Linked DNA regions of Homo sapiens: region 1 is linked to region 2. A link is a contact called in ENCODE Hi-C or POLR2A ChIA-PET data. All regions are on one chromosome and are shown on one strand. Each heading gives the region's core, a stretch centred on a gene start or an enhancer-like site at or near the end of the contact. The rest is flanking DNA. Distances are from core to core; before and after follow the strand shown. Region 1 overlaps SETBP1 (SET binding protein 1). Region 2 overlaps SETBP1 (SET binding protein 1).

Region 1 (3,111 bases), core at 237-2,736, 200 kb after region 2:
TCCTCATGCTTTGGTGTCATATCTGGGGAGGGTTTGCCTAACCAAAGGTCAAAAAATATACTCATGTTTTCTTCTAAGAAATTGATAGCTTTAGCTCTTGCCTTTAGGTTTATGATCCACTTTGAATTTATTTGGTGTATTGTAGAAAGCAGGGCTCCAGCTCTTCTTCTTCCTCCTCCTCCTTCTTTTTTATTTTTTATTTTTTTTTTGAGACAGAGTCTTGCTCTGACACCTGGGCTGGAGTGCAGTGGCGTGATCTCAGCTTACTGCAACCTCCGCCTCCCGGGTTCAAGTGATTCTCCTGCCTCAGCCTCTTGAGTAGCTGGGATTACAGGCGCCCACCACCATGCTCATCTAATTTTTGTATTTTTAGTGGAGACAGGGTTTCACCAACTTGGCCAGGCTGGTCTTGAACTCCTCACGTCGCCACCTCGGCCTCCCAAAGTGCTGGGATTACAGGTGTGAGCCACCACACCTGGCCCCTCCTCCTTTTCTTCTTTCTCCTTCTCCTTCTTCTTCTCCACTTTCTTCTTTTGCATGTGTATATCAGCTTTTCCCAGCACTATTTATTTATTGAAAAGACTTATTCCCCATTATATTATATTAGCACCCATGTCAAAAGTCAATGAGCAATAAGTATCAGGGTTTATTTCTGGACAATCAGTTCTGTTCTATTGATTTATATGTCTTTTCTTATGCCAGTGTCACACTCTTGACTGCAATAGCTTTGTAGAAATTTTAAAATTGGGAAGTGTGAGTCCTCCAACCTTGTTCTTTTTCAAGATTGTTTTGGCTATTCTAGGTCCATGGCATTTCAATATGAATTTTAGGGTCAACTTGTCAATATCTGTAGAAAGGCTCTCCTAGATTTGTTAATGCTCTCCTAGATTTGCTAAGCCTCAATTTTCTCACGTATTTAAAAAGATTGGTAATTCATGTCCTGTAGAGTACTTGTGAAGCCCCCCAAAATATAACTCTGCTTTAAATGTTTAAAATACTAATTTCAAATCCACATTTTATATTGTTTATCTCATTTTATAAAATTCAACCAATTTTAATCCTCATTTTCAGAAAAATATATTTTTGCCATATTTATTAACCTAGCATTGTCATCATCACACCTCTGGACTCACTGAAAACTGTGACCTTTCCCAGCTTACACAAGGACCAGATTGGTTCTACTGCCAGGTACCTGTGTTAGAATTGAAGAATTCTAGATGTGTAAAGGAAAATGGCCTCACCTACCTTAAGGTGGGATGTGGTTACTCTCAGAAAGGTGAGAAGGAAGGAGCAATTGAAAGGAAGGATGAGTAAGGAGAAATGGGGAACTTCTTTAACTGCTGGCAGTGTGTAGAGAATTAGACTGAAAGTGGCTTGTCTTCAGAGGCTGGTATCTGGAGGGCAAGGCCGAGGAGAAAATGTGTTCCTGCTTGCTACTCCACCTCTAGCTGGAAAGCCCCATTATTTGAATGGACCAGAATCCAGTAATCCAGTTTGTAGGTGTCTGCTCGGCTGTCATTTGTTCTCCTGGCTGACTGCAAATATAACTCAGAGTGATGAAGATTACAAGGAAGAGTATCTTGGCCAAGGTCCAAGGCTCTGAGGTTTTCTCATTCAGTCTGTCCTCTGAACTTAGGAGGGAGTATCGTACCAATTCTGCTGCTAGGCTCAGAGTAGTCTAAAGCAGAAAGCAATCAAACCACAGCTTTTTCTCTTCTCCTGTCCCAACTATTTATAGTAACCGATGCTACTGTCACAGTTATCTTAGCTCACGTTCACTGAAAGTAAGACCTTATGCTATGCATTACCTTCATATGAAGTCAGCACAGTTATTATTATCCTGATTCTACAGATGACAAAACCAAGGCACAGACAGGTTATGTATTTTGTCAAAATTATAAATATTTAAAGGGGAGTATGTCCAGGATTGATCCGAGACGTACCATGCTATACCATGTCAACCCTCTTCTGTTTCTTGTCTCTGTAGCTCAAATAGCATTTTCTCAATTTGGCTATACTTGGAGAATCACAGAATTAGCTTACAACCCTCAGGAATTAAGACTCTTAAGAGCAGTGGCCTAATTTCATTTCTTCAAGGAAGCACCTTCCAAGATTCCGTAGATTACACTATGGTTTCTTGTCTATGAATTCCTATTGCATTCTTTCAAGAAGTCAGCACCTGAGTCCATAACTATCGGATGGGTGTTTCTGAAGGCTGAGAACTGCCCGCCGTCTGGGTTACTGGCATCATTGACAATGCCGAGACATGCCTCTTCCTCTCTGAGATTGTTGTTAACTGGAGCAGGAGGTTCTCACTAAAAACATGCCGACTCCCTCCTATGGCCTTCATGATGTAACCATCATACACATTGCTGCTGTTCTATAATAATAGGTCACCATTCAGGGACAAACAGCAATGACTGACTCATTCAAGAGATGGCGAAGGGGTGAGCGGAGGGATGACCAGGTAAAGAAAGGTGTTTTTTAGCATTTTTCCTTACCTCAGAGCTCCATTGAAACCAAATCTGGATTGACCTGATTTTCCAAACCTTTATGTCTTTGATGGAGTCAGGAAGATGAAAGAAGCTGTTGTCTGTACAACCTATTTCCCCTTCTGTGAGTTGAACTGAATTGAAACTGCTCCATGTTTATCAAAGATCAGGCAAAGATATGAGCAATGTCCTGATGTCAGTGATACGGGCCAGTGTCCTGCCCATGGTCAGCATCCTGGGTCTCCATTATTGGAAGGCCTTAACATCTTCATGAGCAACCCTTTTCTTCCCCCAGAGGAAACTAAATTTCTTGCCCTGTCATACTAAAAACCTAGAGGGGGTTTTATCTATTTTACTTTGTTTTGTAAGCGTACATAAGAACTCCTGATTTCATTTTATGTTGTTAATAGTGGGTAGGGTTGTTTCTACTTTTAGCTCTCCTCTAGTGCCTCCCCACAGGGAAATCAGCCTCTGGTCCCTCCATGTGTTCAAGTGTACAGGCCTCTGGTTGCCCCCTGCCCCTCACACCCTTTTCATCCACCCTACATTATTCTAACTTGCCACTCTCTGAAGTTATGGAAGGTGAAGGCCAGGGAAATTGTGGGTATCAATATAGGAC
Region 2 (3,080 bases), core at 333-2,832:
CAGGCAGATCTTATTTATTTACAGGAACTTGAGGCTCAGATTGCTTCAAAGGAGGAGGAGCTGGAAGGGGCGAGGTTTTCCTATGAAGCCAATTCTATTAGACTCCAAGCAAATGTGTATTCCAGTCCCTTAGTTGCCACACCCTATAAAAGTAAAGGATTTCTGAAAGGTGAGGATCACTAGAGTGTTTTTTCCATACTTTCTCATATAGCTGGGGTGGCACAAGCATAATCTGCCACATTTTCCCTAATTCTAAGTTTTCCATGGTTTTGAGAGAGTGTTCAAAGCTCACTAGTTAAAGCCCTATTTTTTTATTCATTGTACTTACAAATTTTATTTGCTTTTGACAAAAATACAACTTCTATTTCATTTCTTTGGATTTAATTTTTCCTCCTCTCCAGTTCTATTGGGAGATCTTATTTCCTCCTGTTGCAAGGACTTCAACCTTATACCCATCAGGTGCCTGCCATGGTCCTAGAAGCACATTCAGGATTTGTCTTGGTCTAGACCGTCATCATATGCCTAGGGAAAGACTCTTGTATTCCGTCCTGAGCATTCACAATCTGCTTTTGAGAAGCCAAATAAATCATGCACTTATTTCCTCCTTACACAAAGAGCAAACACACAAAGTATGGATAGGAAAAAAGTTTCTTAGGTGTTGTTGATGGGAAGAGAGGTTGGCATTAGATTGCAGAGAGCAATGAATGTCAAATAAACGAGTTTGGATTTAATTCTGTAAGTAGCAGGGGTGCTCACAGGGCTTTGAATCAGGGAGAAGGAACGGTTGCAGGGGTGCTGGGGAACTTGCTGAGAGTGACTCTGTGTAGAGGAGCTTAAAATGGGAGACATGAAAGGGGAGCCTTTTGGTAACACAGTTTTCAGCAAGGAGAGATTGGTCTAGGGTTCTTCCCTTTTCCTGGCATGTCCTGAGAAGCACATTTCTCTCTTGACCTTTAATGGTTGTAGCAATTTCGTTTACACGTGGGTGAGGAGGGGTCTATGAGAGGAGGTGTTTGGCAGAGGGTGAGGGGTGGCTTGCTTTGCCAAGGGTGCAGGTTGCCTAACCTCTGGCTGCTGCACCCATGGTTTTCTTCTCCTCCACACAAGTGGGTGGCTCAGAGAGCCTTCTACCCTCCTGGTGGTTCAAGTGTCCTTCCCTTGCCATCCTATTTTGTCAGCACTTTCTCTGGTCACTCCCAAGTGTACTGCTTTACAGAAGACTTGGCCTCTCTTCTTCTGGGGGTGGGAATGTGGTGTTTCAAACTCCTGGGAGTATGAGCTTCTTCCTCCACAACACCCTCATCCTGACTTGGAGATGAGGTCTCCATAGCATTTCTACACAAGAGGTTGAATTTCCCCTCTTGTTTCATTTTAGTTTTTGTCTCCTGAGATTTAAAAACATTTTTAAGTACCACATTTCTATGTATTCATTAGAATGCCTGGAAATTTTGTTTCCTGATAGATTTCTCTCTGATTATGTTGTAGCTAAAGCAGCAGGGAAGGTGGGGAACGACCTTTTCTGCAGGGCAGCAGGGAGCATTGGACATGTCAGCTGAAAGTGTGAGGGAAAGAACCTTGGCCTTGGAGATGGGGAGCCCTGGGCACCGGCTCTGCCTCTGTGACTCACAATCACATTCGGCCAGCATACTTTACCTCCCTGCTTCTCAGCTTCTACATGTTCAAAAAAAAGAAAAGAAAAGAAAAGAAAAGAAAAAGATGAAGAAGAAAAACAAAGCAGCATTTTCCCTCTGAGGTCTTGTTTCTGTTCTATAATCTAGAAACTTTAAGGGCCATTCTGTTTCATCAGCAGGGCAAGTGTTTCTCTTTAAGAACGCTCATTACTATAAACAGATTTTTGACCTCTGTTTGGACCCACTGTTCCGTCATCAAATTGTTTCCTTTTAGCCCGAAATGTCAAAAGATCTAAAATCATGGGAGCAAGGGTCAGAGTTGAGCTTAAAATGTGGTGATTTACCAAACTCGTGTTCCGTAAATATATTTTGGGAATATTTGGTTATCCCTCAACCCCGTCTTCTATTTTTCTCTTTTTTTCTTCCTGTGTTTGGGATTCTCTGGGGGTTTAAAACATGTAGCTTGGCTGTTTCCTCCTGGTTTGGTGTTCTCTTGTTTGTTTTTTTCTCTTTGGACCCCCCCAAGGAAGGTTTTTTGGTGAATTCTATGCCATTGAAAATGCATCTGGCAGAGTAACCAGCAAAAACTGTGTTCTGTTCAGACAGAAAGTCATTTATTCTCTGAAGCATGGCTGGTGTGCTCTGTATGTGAAATTCTAGATGAGGAGTACAGGGTCTATTAGAAAGAGCCTCCACTCTGGAAGTGGATTAGAACTCAGATACCCTGATTCCAGGAACATGGTCTCTCTGCCTCTGGACAGAGACAGCCTGCATAATCTTAGGCAAGACTTAACCTCTTGAAACGTTTCCTGACAGTTGGAAAATCAGGGATAACAGCAGCCCCTCCTTGTTGATGTCACTGTGGTGAGGTTGAAGTTGTCCGTTGGACACTTAGGACAGCCCTTTGCTTAGTATGTCCTGCTCTCATTGCTGTTTGGCATCTCTCCCTGCGGACCATCCATAGGAGCTTCCTTAGTTGAGGCACAGAGTGGGCACACAGTGATCTGCAGTGGTGCTGGGCACTTGGGAGGCCTGGGCTGTGTTGAATTATGTTAGCTGGGGGGCAGCACCAGTGCCTGATGTCTGATGCCTGGAGAAACTTCTATTAGTTGAGCATATCACTAATGATTTTTTTTTTTTTTTTTTTTGGTGTTGGTGGTAGGAATTGCTATACGGATTTATTTAGAGATAGTTCAAAGGTCTTTTATCTCTGTGGTCATTTATCTGCCAAACCGGGATTACTGCTGAGCACAAAGGATGACTCAAAATGAAAGTTTCAAAGCAGTGTCAAAGGAACCATCAAGTGGGGTTCAGCTGGCGGCTGCTACTCTTCCAGCATTTGCAAAGTCGGCCCCTCTTCCTCATCGTTGCAATTTTACATCCTCAAAAAGTCCTCTCATTGCTACATTGCTAGTTGACCCGCAGTTATATTTCCTTTTTTTCTTTTTA

What was found. A loop is a pair of places that touch in the nucleus more often than their neighbours do. ChIA-PET counts read pairs that join two places held with the same protein, here RNA polymerase II (POLR2A). Pooled maps may share reads with other maps.
Region 1: a loop to region 2 is called in a map with no recorded cell type, with 5 times the contacts of the local background. The contact joins two enhancer-like sites. A Hi-C loop is called at or near these places in 3 of 37 single-sample maps with no recorded cell type and 4 of 50 pooled maps. POLR2A ChIA-PET finds 5 or more read pairs at or near these places in 2 of 52 experiments (activated CD4-positive, alpha-beta T cell and activated CD4-positive, alpha-beta memory T cell).

Annotation. Positions count from the first base shown.
Region 1 is chr18:44,907,870-44,910,980 of GRCh38, forward strand. All of the region lies in intron 3 of SETBP1 (SET binding protein 1), which reads left to right. Among named protein-coding and RNA genes, the nearest start is that of MIR4319, 61 kb to the right of the region's middle. Within about 2 kb of position 1,487, at least 2 of the 41 ENCODE cell types and tissues checked have a DNase peak (open chromatin) inside an H3K27ac peak, as active enhancers do.
Region 2 is chr18:44,707,054-44,710,133 of GRCh38, forward strand. All of the region lies in intron 2 of SETBP1 (SET binding protein 1), which reads left to right. Among named protein-coding and RNA genes, the nearest start is that of SETBP1, 28 kb to the left of the region's middle. Within about 2 kb of position 1,583, at least 9 of the 41 ENCODE cell types and tissues checked have a DNase peak (open chromatin) inside an H3K27ac peak, as active enhancers do.